Linked DNA regions of Homo sapiens: region 1 is linked to region 2. The links are chromatin contacts, found by Hi-C or POLR2A ChIA-PET in ENCODE. All regions are on one chromosome and are shown on one strand. Each heading gives the region's core, a stretch centred on a gene start or an enhancer-like site at or near the end of the contact. The rest is flanking DNA. Distances are from core to core; before and after follow the strand shown.

The links. A loop is a pair of places that touch in the nucleus more often than their neighbours do. ChIA-PET counts read pairs that join two places held with the same protein, here RNA polymerase II (POLR2A). Pooled maps may share reads with other maps.
Region 1: a pooled map shows a loop between it and region 2 (10-fold over the local background). The contact joins the promoter of TNRC6C here to the promoter of FDXR in region 2. A Hi-C loop is called at or near these places in 2 of 50 pooled maps. POLR2A ChIA-PET finds 5 or more read pairs at or near these places in 2 of 52 experiments (A673 and activated B cell).

What each region holds. Positions count from the first base shown.
Region 1 is chr17:77,956,159-77,963,100 of GRCh38, reverse strand. TNRC6C (trinucleotide repeat containing adaptor 6C) reads right to left here and starts at 4,398. Exons shown (of 23, transcript NM_001142640.2): 1 at 3,833-4,398. RefSeq lists enhancers at 3,463-4,021, 4,022-4,581 and silencers at 4,254-4,713, 4,734-4,783.
Region 2 is chr17:74,869,289-74,876,010 of GRCh38, reverse strand. FDXR (ferredoxin reductase) reads left to right here and starts at 3,017. Exons shown (of 12, transcript NM_024417.5): 1 at 3,017-3,145; 2 at 3,878-3,975. The coding sequence starts at 3,067. It also overlaps a transcript of FADS6 not described here. RefSeq lists a cis regulatory region at 531-602, enhancers at 967-1,867, 2,488-2,717, 2,673-2,967, 2,765-3,665 and silencers at 2,878-3,107, 3,148-3,277.

The DNA of each region.
Region 1 (6,942 bases), core at 3,149-5,648, 3.1 Mb before region 2:
TGTATATCATTTTATAAAGAATGCTCTCCTCGTGACCACACAATTATTTAAAAACTCATTTGTATAAATTTGGATAGCCATAGACTGAGTAAAAGCAAGAAAACCTGTACAATCTACCCCCTACAAAATAGGAGCCACTTCTCACCTGATATTTTGCTGTCCCTACTCAAATCTATGACATCTTCAAACAAAATATTAAGATGTTAACTATCTAAAGTAACTAAAATCCAGTCACCTTCACTGGGACCAGTTGTCATGCAAGAGAGACCAAAGACTGTGTCACCAACACTTCAAAATATTTCCTTACTTCTCACCTAAAATATTTGAAGACCCTCTGAGATAGAGCTGGAGAAAAGGTAAAAACCCATGTCTTAAAATTATGAGAAAGAAGCCAAAACAAGTTCAACGGAAGATAACAAAAACAAAACAAACATAAAGTTACCTGGTTCTTCCCAGCTTATATAGACCCTTTCACGCTCAGTCTGTTCAGGACTCCGCCTCCTGCTCCCTCAACCTATCCTTCTGCCAGCTCCAAGGACGTCTATAAATCTGTTCCTGTCTCCTCCTCTCCATTTCTTGTGCCTTCTCCACCAGCTTCAGTTGCTCTTGGTAATCTTTGCTTGCTCTATCCCCAAATCTTAATTGTCCCATGTGTTTTACTTTGGTATACGGGACAGCCTAGAGTTCACAGCCAAACGATTTTCTTTCTTATAAAATCTTAAGTATCACCTTTGCACAATAAACCCTGACTGAAAGATAAACAGTCATCCAAAGCATAAGCATGCAATCGAATGCTCCAATTCCTATTGGGGAAGGCCAAAAAGACCCCCAAATAGTCTTTTAAATGGTTTTTCAATCTTAAAAGGTTGTTGGTGAACTTCTACGATGCCAAAGATATTCTATATACTCAAATCAAACAATTAACTTTCATCAGTAGTCTTTTTTAAAAAATGTCAAGTTAGCATCACTTTCCTGGGCCAAGCAAGACTAAGTTACAATCAAGACCTCATCCCCTTCAATTGGGGTTGGAGAGGTAATGTAAATACCTCATTCCCAGCCAGCACTGCAGGAACTGTGTCTTCCATTTCTTTCCAAACTGGAAACTCCCTTCATTAAGGAGAAAGGTTGTCCTACTCCAGCCCTGACCCTCCTCTGGCTTGGTTTTGGAAGTAAGCCAGATGACAGCATTTGGAAAAGCACAAATGTATCTCAGGAAAGCCAGCTGTTTAACAAAAAGGTGGCGGTAGCGGTGATGAAAAATACTGTATTTAGTTTCATATATCCTCTGTATGACTTAGTTATTTTTTAATCACCGAATGTCAAACGAAACAGTTCATTCCACTCTACCTTCACAATCAGCATTCTAAAGGCAACTATTTACTCCAAAGTTCCTAAGCCAACTAAATATAAATGTAAACCTGTTTCGAAATGATGTTAGTGTTAAGACATATGCTACTCGAAACCCACCCTCGCCCCCCGCAATAAACACGAAGGACGAAAATCTAAAACCAACACTTACATATACTCCAGGTTACTACCAGAATATTTAAATGGCAGAATCCGAAATGAAATTGTTAAGATTAAACCTTATGACAGACAGTCTCAGTATCAACCGTATTTAATTTCATACCTTAAAAGTAAAACCGGCCGAGCGTGGTGGCTCACGCCTGTAATCCCAGCACTTTGGGAGGCCGAGACAGGCGGATCACCTGAAGTCAGGAGTTCGAGACCAGCCTGGCCAACATGGCAAAACCCCGTCTCTACTAAAAATACAAAAATTAGCCGGGCGTGGCGGCGGGCACCTGTAATCCCTGCTACTCGGGAGGGTGAGGCAAGAGAATCGCTTGAACCCGGGAGGCGGAGGTTGCAGTGACCCGAGATCGTGCCATTGCACTCCAGCCTGGGCAACAAGAACGAAACTGTCTCAAAAAAAAAAAAAAAAAGTAAAACCGAGGTAAGGTCAGCAAGGTCTTTGTTTTGGACAAGAAGCACAGAAGAGTTACAAACAAGCTTTTAAAATCAGATCCTTATAATAAAAACGAGTGTGTGTGTGTGTTTACTATTACCGTTTTCTGAGCTATCAATTTCTCACGGCCTGACTATGCCTATGGTCAGGTCATGAGAAATCTGTATGAAAAACAGCTTCCAAGAATGTCTATTCTTATGAAAATAAATATTAAAAACTTTCTGTAGAAAAAAAACTTTCAGTATAGGTAAAGTTACAACTGTTCACATCATTACTTTGTTCTATTAATACACACAAAATTAATTCCGACAACTGAACTAGTCATTTTAAAAACCCTGTTTTGCATTATTTCCCCCAACAAAGCATCCTAGGGGTGCTACAGTGAAACATGCTCAAAGACCATTGCCACCTCTGCTGTTCTGGAACAATGTAAATTTCTTCAAGGTGCCCTCTACTAACCAAGTTCATCTGGCCTGGGGCTAAGTTTTATCATTTATTCTTTCATACAGTACTGAAGGAAATCCGGAATCTATGAATATCATTGCCAACACCCCCTACACATTTCAAACCAGCTACCACTGTCCTCTGAAATCACTCAAGCCAGGTTTCCAGGGTCTCAACTCATTCGCATAGTTATTCAATTCCAACTGCAGGAAATCACTTGCATAAAGTAGGCCTTATGCAGGCTCAAATTACATTCAGGGACGTACGAGGCTCTCACAGCGATCACCATAAATTGGCTACCTTGTACTGGCCGAAGTACGTCAACGTGAACACCAGACACTCGAGAAAAACCGAACCTCGGCTACACAATGGATTAACCCAGTCAGAAGGCTCCAACTTGCAACTCCTTAAAGACGCTGAAGTTGGACATCTACAGAGCACCATTTTGAGTTTAGAATCCGCAGTTCACGCCTAGAAATAACCGAGCGGACCACTCAAATGGAGGTTTCATTTGGCGGAGGCAAAGGTTTGAGACAACTCCACTAATTACGTGCAGAATCACCAATACCGTCAAATGCCTTCGAATGCAATAGGTGCAGCCACGATCTAGCGGCTCCTCCTCCCCTACCTCCCGGCACAACATCCAAGCAGCAAGCCTTCATTTTTGCTAAGATCCCCAAAGCTCCGTGTAACATGCTTGCCAGTTATTTCTTCCCCAGGTTAACAGGCAGGGAACCCCCACATCCACATCTGCACATTTTCATAGCTACGAATCAATTAATTAAATCTCGTCCTCAAGGTAAAGGTGCAAAGGAGGCACCGCTTAAAGCAGAGGCGGCAACCAGGCGCTCGGGTTACGTTATCTGATAACAGGACAGATGTTGTACGGCTCGTTTTCCTCATACGCATTACTCCGCAGTCCGCAGCACCGTTAGAAAATCCACCTGATTTCAGAGCCGCAGAGCGCCCAGGGGTCCTTCTCCGCCCACCCGCAGCACGCCCCGGGTTTTTCTCTTCCCCCAAACAACGGCACCGGGCTCCTGCACCAAAACACGGCGGGTTCGCGCCTGCCATCACCAGTGCAAAATCTGCGGGGGGCTGCCCGGAAAGGACCGAATTTCACCGCTGCATGAGTTTTAAAAGGGAGGGGGCACATCCATCTTCAGCCCTCCATTCCACTCCCGTTTGATTGTGATGCACACCGGGCGTCTGCACAGCCCCGTCTCACACTAGCACACACGCGCCCCGGCCCCGGCCGCTTCCCGCCGCTCCCCTCAAACCCGGCCGGCCCGGGGCCTGGCGCCGCACGCGGGTCGCTAGGGGCCAGCGCCCGCCCCGGCTCGGCTCGGCCGAACAAAGGGCCCGCGAACCTCCCGGCAAAGTTGCGGCTGCGGCGAGGAGCGGGCGGACTGCCGCGCTCACCTGGGCTCCGTCCCCGGCGGCGGCGGCGGCTCCGCGGGGCTCCGGTGGCGCGGGCCTGGCGGCGGCGGCGGCACGAACAACCGCCCGAGGGCCTCGGGAGTGCGCGGGCGGCGGGGGCCCGCTCAGCGCCGGCGCCACGGACTCAGGTCCCGGCGCGGGCGGCGGCGGCGGCTGCGGCGGCGGCGCGGGCGAGTGGGCGGCGGCGCGTCCCGGCAGGTCCAGGTCCGGCCCCGGCAACGCCGCGACGCGTCCTCCTCCTCACGCCCGGCGGGATGCGGCTCCGGCGGGGTCCGGGTCCTAGGCGGCGGCGGCGGCGGCGGTGGCAGCTGCGGACGGCTGGGCGCGGGGCCGCTCCGCTCCCTCCGCCTCCGGCTCGGGCGGGCCCGCGGCTACTGCGACGGTGACGGCGGCGGGAGCGCGGCGGGCGCTGGGACTGCCCTGTCAGGGGGCGGCCCGGGCGGCGCTCAAGACTGCGCGGCGGCGGGGCCGGCGGCGGCGGCTACGGCTCCCGGGGCCGTCGCGCTGAGGTGCGGAGCTGCCACCGCGGCCATCTTGTTGCTCTAACTGACAAGAACCCCCCTCCCCCCGCTTCAGCCAGACGGGGCGCTCGCGCCCCCTTCCCCGCCCCGCGTTGGCCTCCAACAGGAAGTCGTCCCGGCCCCTAGCACGTGACTCCCACCGTATCTGCATACCGGAGGGCGAACTGGCCAATCGGCACTCTGCACCTGAGCTCCTCCCCCGCGCGCCCCTCCCGGCCCATTGGCTCCTCGGCCAGGCCACGCCTCCTCCTTTCCCCTTAATACCCGCCCGCGCTGTGGTTCCCTGCACCGCGCGGGGAGCGCGCCGGGGTGCGAGCGGTGCGCGCTCCGAGTGGCCGGGACGCGCGCCAGTCCTGGGAGCTTGCACTGCTCGGGGGGGTTACGTGGAGACTTGCGTGGTGTCCTTTACCGCCGCCGCCTGCCCTCCGGTCCCTGGGCGCTGTGGCTCCGCGTTAGGGTGCTGGCGGGAGGGGTGCCGATCCGGTTCTGCGCGTCCGGTGGGTTCTCCGGGCCAGCGCCCCGCGGCGCCCGGGCTTTATGCTGTAATTGCGCCCGGCGGCGCCCGGCGCCCGCACCGGCGCGCGTCTCGCCCGTGCCGTGCACACGCCCTGCACCGCCCCACTTTGCACACGCACACGCACACGAGTCCTTGGGGCCCTGGAGCATCGTGCTCGCCTCGCGCCTCCCGGCCCGCCCTTGCGCTCAGTCGCTCCCCAGGGAGCGCCCAGCTGCGAGCAAAACAAGCCTCGCTGCGAAACAGTCCCCCGGGGAGACAGCCCTTTCCCCGGAGCACAGACACCACACCTTCACCGCGCAAGCCTTCGGTCCGGGCCGAACCCGGGCGCTCCGGCGCCTACGCACCCCACGATTCCTCCCCGGTGCTCCGTACGCCGCCGTGATCCTCCATTCCACGGCTCCTCGATATCCATTATTCATTAGTGGTAGGTAAGGTCAGGCGCAATGTGCAATTCGAAAAGTCCCTTTTTAACTTTCGGTTCAAGCCAGGAGAAGATTTTGAAACCAAGAATTTTCTCCATTTTCATGCAAGGTCGCAGAAGCAGGCTAGCTTTTCCCCCATCGTTCAGTGGAGGATCAGCAGTGCTACTTGGAAGTTGGTATTGGAAGAGGCCATTCCCTGTCTACGTGTCCCTGTCTTGAAGAGGAGATAATAACACACTAGTACTTTCGCAATGCAATTTTGTTACCGCAAGTGTCATGCTTTGAAACGACTGTGGATGAAAGAGACAAATTCCCCGCTCTCGTTTCCCTTCAGGGTCCCATGAGCTCCTTTCTTCTTACTGCCATATTTTAAGCCCTCCGGTAGTCAGATTCACAACCAGCCTCTAAAGGGTCGTCAAATGTCTGTTGTATCGTGTTGTGTATTTCCCCTCCCGAGAACCCACATCCCTTAGAAGGATCTGAAGGCAGAGGGAGCTGACATGGAGGCTTCTGCCTTGTCTATTCATTTTATTTACGTTCATTTAATTCTCGACTGCAGAGAACCTACATCTTTTGTATTTCTCAAAGGTAGAGGTATTATCACATGCTCCAGAAGGGAGTGCAAAATAACATCTTCAAAATAGGCAGCGCCCACGAAGTAGACTGCTGCTACATAAATGAGGAATCCAGGTATCTGGGTGGACCAGAGTGGACCAATCATTGTGATAAGCAGAGCTTCACTTTTTGGAAAATTGAACCAAAATACATTATTTAGCATTGTCTTTGGTTCCCTTTCTTATCCCCCTCCCTCAGTTTAATCAGGCAAAAATCGTCCTCTTCTCCAATGATATTAGACTCTGAGCACCGAGAAAAGGCAGAACTATAGAGACTATATGTTCTGAACCCCAAACTGGACTCATAGTTTGGCATGTGGACCTGTGACAGTAGAGATAATGTTTGAAACTAAAGTTGACCCAGAAACATTGAGGCATATGGTGGCCATGAATGTTAAGACTGCAGAGCAGTGTCACTTATTAGTGGTTGTTTGAACTGATAAAGTATGAGTAGGAACCCCAGGCACAACTGTAAAAATGGGTACGTTCATGTTTCGGGTTGGTCATCCTGTTATCAGCCCTGCCACCACCACCTTATAACTAAGGTATAAGTTGATCATCTATAGGGCTGGGCATGGTGGCTCACGCCTGTAATCCCAGCACTTTGGGAGGCCAAGGCAGACGGATCAGGAGGTCAGGAGATGGAGACCATGCTGGCTAACATGGTGACATCTCTACTAAAAATACAAAAAATTAGCCAGGCATGGTGGCGGGCGCCTGTAGTCTCAGCTACCTGGGAGGTTGAGGCAGGAGAATCCCTTGAACCTGGGAGGCAGAGGTTGCAGTGAGCAGAGAAGGCGCCAATGCACTCCAGTCTGGATGACAGAGCTAGATTCTGTCTCAAAAAAAAAAAGGGTAAAACCAACAAAATTACGTTTAAGAGGACTAAATGTTAAATGTGTCTCTTAAATTAAAATGTCAACTAGTTGAGGACAAATGAAGAAGACTTAGCTGGATACAAGGTAATGTAAAAAATTCTAGTTATAGATGACCACACGTTCAACAAGGCTAAATGTGT
Region 2 (6,722 bases), core at 1,768-4,267:
CTCCAGGCTTGCGGTGGTAGTGGTTTCCAGCTGTTGCTAGCCTGGGGTGCTTCTCCATTCCCTTCACCCTGCTCACACCTCTGTATACAAACTCCTTCATTAAACTGTCCTCAATCACGCCTTTTGAGTGTGCCATCTGTTTCTTGCTAGAAGGTTGACTGATAGAGTGGAGTTTTGGATCCAGGCAGCCCTCTTGGCACGAGGCAGGCTTGGCGGCTCCCCAGCCCACTGCTTTGCTATATGTTATTGCTGCTCCTTGGAAATGCATTAGCAGCTTAGAAATGGCCTTGAGATCTAGGGGTGTAATTAATCAAACTGCTAATTCTCCATTTGAGAAACGCAGTGGCAGAAAAGGCCCCAGTTGCACAGTCCTGGCTCATGATTAAAACCATCCAAATACATAACCAATGACTCATTGTTATTGATCTGGACCTGACTGGGGTATGGGCAGCAGCTGAAGGCACTGGTGCCAGATCTGGCTGTACCATGGGTATCATGGGAACAAGTCACTCGATTGCTTTGAGGCTCCATTTTCTGTTTCACTTAGGATGTGGGCTGGGAATTTCTGAGGCCTGAGAGGTGAGGGAGGTGACAGGAGTGAATGAAGTATATCCAGATCTCTGCAGAGACTTAAGGTCTAATCTACAGAGACATATGGGAGGTCATAATACATATGGATGATGATAATAATAGCTAATGTTTATCTAGCATTTATGGAAGTTGTCTTGACCTCATCATCTGATTTTAATGTCTACAACAAATTGCCACTATTCATATTTCCCCCAAATGTTACAGACAGTGAAAAAAAGTCCTGGAGAGATTAAATTTCTCAATGTCATATAGCTAGTAAGTGGAGGAAGAGGGATTCAGACCCAATGTTGTCTGACTCTAGAATCCATCCTCCACCACCAGATATACTGCCTCTAGATGGGGAGCCCTACAGAACTTTTTCGATTGTACGAACTTCCATTATGTGCTAGCCAGTGTGTGAAGCCCTGGGGGTATAAGAGCTGAGACTGGGTCCCCATCCTCATGGAGCTTATAATGTAGTGCAGGGGTGGTCAAACTCTGTAAAGGACCAGATAGTAAATATCTGGGGCTTTGCGAACCATATGATCTCTGTTACAACTACTCAATTGTGCCATCAAAGCACAAATATAGCCATAGACAATATGTAAAGAAGTAAGCATGGATGTCTTCCAATAAAGTTTTATTCAAACTGAAGTCTGAATTTCATGTAATTTTTACGTGTCACAAAATGTTGTTTTTTACCATTAAAAATATAAAAACAAGCTGGGTGTGGTGGCTCACTCCTGTAATCCTGGCACTTTGGAAGGCCGAGGTGGGAGGATCGCTTTGAGTTCAGGAGTTCGAGACCAGCCTGGGTGACATGGCAAAACCCCATCTCCACAAAAAATGCAAAAATGAACCAGGCGTGGTGGCAGGCACCTGTGGTCCCAGCTACTCCGGAGGCTGAGGCCTGAGGCTCGCTTGAGCCAAGCCAGGAAGCAGAGGTTGCAGTGAGCACCACTGCACTCCAGCCTGGGTGACAGAGCAGGACCCTGTCTCAAAAAACAAAATCAAAACCAAAAACAAAAACCCCAAAACCTCCAAAAAAACAAAAACAGTAAAAGCCATTCTTGTTGGTCATCCAAAACATGCTGGTGGACAGTATTTGGCCTGCAAGCTATAGTTTGCCTACTCCTGGTCTAGTGGGACAGGCATAAAACACAGTGACCTATTAGAAAGCAGACAGCATTTACTTACCAGTGGGAGGGAGGGGAAGTGACCAGTAAGGGCACAGAGGACTCCTGGGATACTGGCCATGTTTTATTTCTTGATCTGGGTGGTGGTTATATGGTTACACCTTGTGATATATTGTCAAGTTGTACACTCATGATTTGTGCACTTTTCTGTATGTTATTATTGAATTTAAAATCTCATTAAAAACGACAACCAGTGTAGTAAGTCATGATGGGATAAGGTCAGATGCTGTGGAATGAGAGGCCTTTAACTCCTTGGAACTTGGGAGGGGACGGGTCAGAGAAAAGGCTTCTCCAAGGAAGTAATATTTGACAAGAGGGCCCATGGGGAAAAGGAAGAGGGGTTAGGCTTATTGGGTCAGCTGTGACTACGGATCCTGTCCTTATTTTTAAAAACATTTTGATCATAGACTTTTTGCATTACTTTTGACCTTTTAAAACGTTGCAGTATTATATTTATCTTGATTACTGAGTGTTTTGGAGCCCCCTTAAATTCTGAACCCGAGGGGAGTACCTCAACTCTGGTCCCGGCTCGGCTGCACGGGGGTCGGACGCTCTGTCCTTAGTACCATACGTAAGCCACTGCCCCGCCCCGCTTTTCTTCACCTATGTAATGGGAAAGGAGGTGAGGTGGGACGAGCTTTCCAGGGTTTAATATTCTCCCTGGCCCGGCAAAGACGGGGATTTGAGGGGTTACATCGGCACAACACCCGGGGTCGAAGAAGGAGGCTGCTGGGCTCCGGGAAGGAGCTCCCTCGCCCCAGACTTCCGCACTCTGGTTATTTCCCAACGGCGGGAAGGCTCGCTTGGAGCCGGACTCGTGATTGGCTAGGACGAAGTCACGTGGGAGGATTCGCAATCAAATGGCAAGGGCGTCTGCGTCATCAGTGAGCGACGAGAGCCTCCCGAGAGGGGCGCGGCTAAGTAAAATAAGCTCCTTTCTTAGTGGCTGTTTCCTTGGGGAGGGACTGAAACAGCGATGGGGATTCGCTCTCTTCCAACCCTAGGCTTCCGGGATTTGGAGGGAAGGTGAGGCCTGGGGAGAAATGTATTAAATCGCGTATACCCCGGATGCTCCGAGGGGCGGGGCTTCGACGGTGGGGCGTAGTTAAGGGCGGGTCTCTCTTTTGGGGGCGGGATTCTCTCGGGAGTCGGGGTGGAGCCGCAAGGCTCCGCTTTCCCGGAGCGCAGGGGGCGGGGTTTGGGGCGGGGCCTCGCTTGTGGGCGGGCCCGGGCAGGAGCGGGCTTGCCCTGCGGAGCAGTAGCTAGGAACAGATCCACTTGCAGGTTGCTGCTCCCAGCCATGGCTTCGCGCTGCTGGCGCTGGTGGGGCTGGTCGGCGTGGCCTCGGACCCGGCTGCCTCCCGCCGGGAGCACCCCGAGTAGGAGCAGGGCGCCTTTGGGGCTGGATGGGAGCGCGGGGAGGCCTGCGAGCGCTGAGTAGGGGTCGGAGCAGAGCTGGGGCAGGGCTGGAGAAGGGTGAGACTGAAGGGGTGTCTTCCTGCTGGCGAGATCCCGGTGGTGTACGGGGGTGGGCGGAGATCTGTGCGTGAGATGTGAGGCTTCTAGGGTTAGAGACGGAGGTCAACAAAGGTGAAAAGGAGAGACTTTGAGATCTACAGGTGTGAGACGGGGTGAATGGAGGATGATACGGAGGTCTGTGGGGCGAGAGGAAAGTCTGAGTCGAAACAGGGATCTGTAGGAATAAGACGGGTCTATATGGGCAATATAGCGTTTTGTGGAGAGAGAGAGGGGTTAGAGGAGGGACACCGTGGGGAGACCCACGGGGGCGAGATTGGGATGATATGGAGGCCGTTGGAAGGATGTGGGATTCTAGCCGATTGGATAGGGAATGAAGTGTTGTTGGGCAGGCCATTGGCAGTGGTGTAGTAGGTTCATGGGTGAGATGTGGGCTCTGGATGAACCCACAGCCTTTGGGGGTTCAGATGAAGTAAGAGACCCTGCAAATGCCAAAGCCTTGAGGAACAAGAGAAGGAGGATGCAGGTGAGGGTGAAGCTTGGGAAGTTCCAGCTTCTGTTGGATATTCAGGTTGGTTTGGGACTGGGGAGAGAAGTTAATTTTGACCTTTTCCCTCTCCTCTGCCTGGCCCCAGGCTTCTGCCACCATTTCTCCACACAGGAGAAGACCCCCCAGATCTGTGTGGTGGGCAGTGGCCCAGCTGGCTTCTACACGGCCCAACACCTGCTAAAGGTAAGCCACTTACTCATAGTCCATCATTCACCTGCTGCTCCAGTCCTAAGGGCAAGCCTCACCCGCTTTGGGTTTTAAGAGCACTCCTGGTTGCCTTATGGGGAAGGGGCTCCCAGCCATCTGGCCTGGACACTTCCCACTTGCTTCCTCACCTACACCTGAGGCTCCCCTCCCCTCCCGTCCTCAGTGTGACAGGGGTGTAAAACGCACATTGGTGGTGAGTGGTCAGTGGCAGGTGGTCAGCTTTGCCTCCCTGGCCAAGCACTCCAGGGGGCTTATGTAGACCTGCAAAATGACTTTGTCCTCCTTCATCTTCCCTCCTCTCTCGTCTATCTTCACTCTATCCCAAACATCCTACATCTCGAGGCTACCCACCTCCTCCGCTTTCTGTAACTTTACCTGCCTTGCCATGCCCTCCTCACCCATAGCTCCAGTCCTCCGTGCCATTCTGTTCTTTCAGCCTGCCCTCTGCCCCTCCCCCTTCCCCTGTGAAGGCCAGGATCTCAAGGCTTTCAGTGTCTGCCTCGGCAGGAAGGGCCCCAAGCCAAGGCTACAGGTTCTACTTGAGACTCCACATCAGACTTTGGGACAGAGTAGAGAGGGGATACCCAGGTTAACTGAGACGTGAGACAGTTGCCTAGCTTTGGAGAGGCTTGGAGTGTCCGTGGAGAGACAAGAGAAAGGATGAATATCTTAATTATACACACACACACAGATGCTTGAAATGTAGGGTGACCAACTGGCCTGGACTGCCCAGGACAAGGGGCTTCAGCGCTAAGCTGGAAGTTCTTGGGAAACTGGGATGAGTTGATCACTCTGCTGAAAAGTGACCCGTGCATGCTTCCCAGGCAACACGGGTGAAAGAGCTAATTACAATAATGTGGGCAGCGTGAGCCGAGGCAGGTGGGGTCAATCAGAAACTGTTTCCTGGGCCGGAAGCCCAGGTGGCTCATGTCTGTAATCCCAGCACTTTGGGAGGCCAAGGCAGGTGGATCACTTGAAGTCAGGAGTTTGAGACCAGCCTGGCCAACGTGGTGAAACCCCATCTCTACTAAAAATAGAAAAATCAGCCACGTGTGGTGGCACAGGTCTGTAGTCCCAGGTACTTGGGAGGCTGAGTCGGGAGGATCGCTTGAACCCAGGAGGTGGAGGTAGCACTGAGCCAAGATCAAATCACTGTACTCCAGCCTGGGCGACAGAGTGAGACCCTGTCTCAAAAAAAAAAAAAAAAAAAAAAAGAGAGACAGTGCATTTGAGCTGCCTTGAAGCAGACCAAGGGCTTTGGTGAGGGCCTCCCACATGTGGGGAGTCATCCTGGAATGCAAGGCCTTGGGCACGCTGCCATGTGGGAGGGAGGACAGCCTGGGCTCTGGGATGGAGATCAGGGAGCACATGGGGGCTGGAGAGGCCCTGAAGGGCTTTGTATAAGGGACAGTTTTTTTTTAGCTGATCCTGACATTTTGGAAGGGAGGAGAGTAAGCTTTCCAGGCAGTGTTCTTTTTTTTTTTTTTTTTTTTTTGAGATGGAGTCTGGCTCTGTCGCCCAGGCTGGAGTGCAGTGGCACAGTCTCAGCTCACTTCAACCTCCATCTCCCAAGTTCAAGCGATTCTCCTGCCTCAGCCTCCTGAGTAACTGGGATTACAGGCGCACTCCACCACATGCAGCTAATTTTTGTATTTTTGGTTGAGACAGGGTTTCACCATGTTGATCAGGCTGGTTTTGAACTCCTGACCTCAAGTGATCTGCCCACCTCGGCCTCCCAAAGTCCTGGGATTACAGGCGTGAGCCCCCGCGCCCGGCCAGGCAGTGTTCTTAGCACGACTGTATTCAGCTGGCAGACACGTGCACATGCTTTCCTTGTGGAATGGGATGGGGAGGGGCTCAGGCCAGGTACAATCCTTGTTCTGATCCTTGGGCTGATCTTTGCCCACAGGGAGCTCCAAGCTACTGGCTGTGCTCCTAAGACAGGACCACATGCAGCACGTTTGGGACAGTGGCCCTTAGCTTGAGTCAGGCACTGAGCACAGCATCTCGTAGCATCCTCATGACAACCTGCAAAGCAGGTGTCGTGCCTCTTGCTTCACAGGTAAGGATGCTAGGGCCAAGTGAGGTTGTCCAAGCTTCCACCGTGGAGCAGGGATGGCACTGGGATCTGAGCGAAGGCAGCTCCATGTGAGGCCATCCATGTTAATCCATTCAGTAATCATTTACTGGACGTAACATGTTCTGGGCGCAGGCTTTACTGGGAACATGGGGGTGAACAGGACAGACGTGGTCCCTGTGCTCGAGGACCTGACATTCGAATGTGGAGGGGACAGGTGGATAATTTACAAGGTATTTTAGGGCTCTGACGGCTATAAGCACAGAGACTGGGGTGCGGGGAGGGGGTCCATGCCCAGTCTGGAGGGAGAGATGTCCCAATTGCAGTCTGAAGGACAGTAGATGTCAGGTTGGGGGACAATAGCAGGAGTGTCCCAGGCACAGAGAACTGCGTGAACAAAGAGGAAGAGAATGGCTCTCTGGGGAAAGGGCAAGTTCTGGAAGGTGCCTGTGTGCAGTAAGGCGTGAGGAGGTGAGAGCCGAGGCTGAGAGGTAGGTAGGACCCAGATCCTGGGGGGCTTGGAAGCCATTGACCAGGCTCTGGAGGCAGGTTTCGCTGGGAGGTGTCCACAGCTGCCTCCTCTTCCCTGATCAGAGTCTCCCGGGGCATCTTATCAAAATGCACATTCCTGGGCCTAACTTGGACC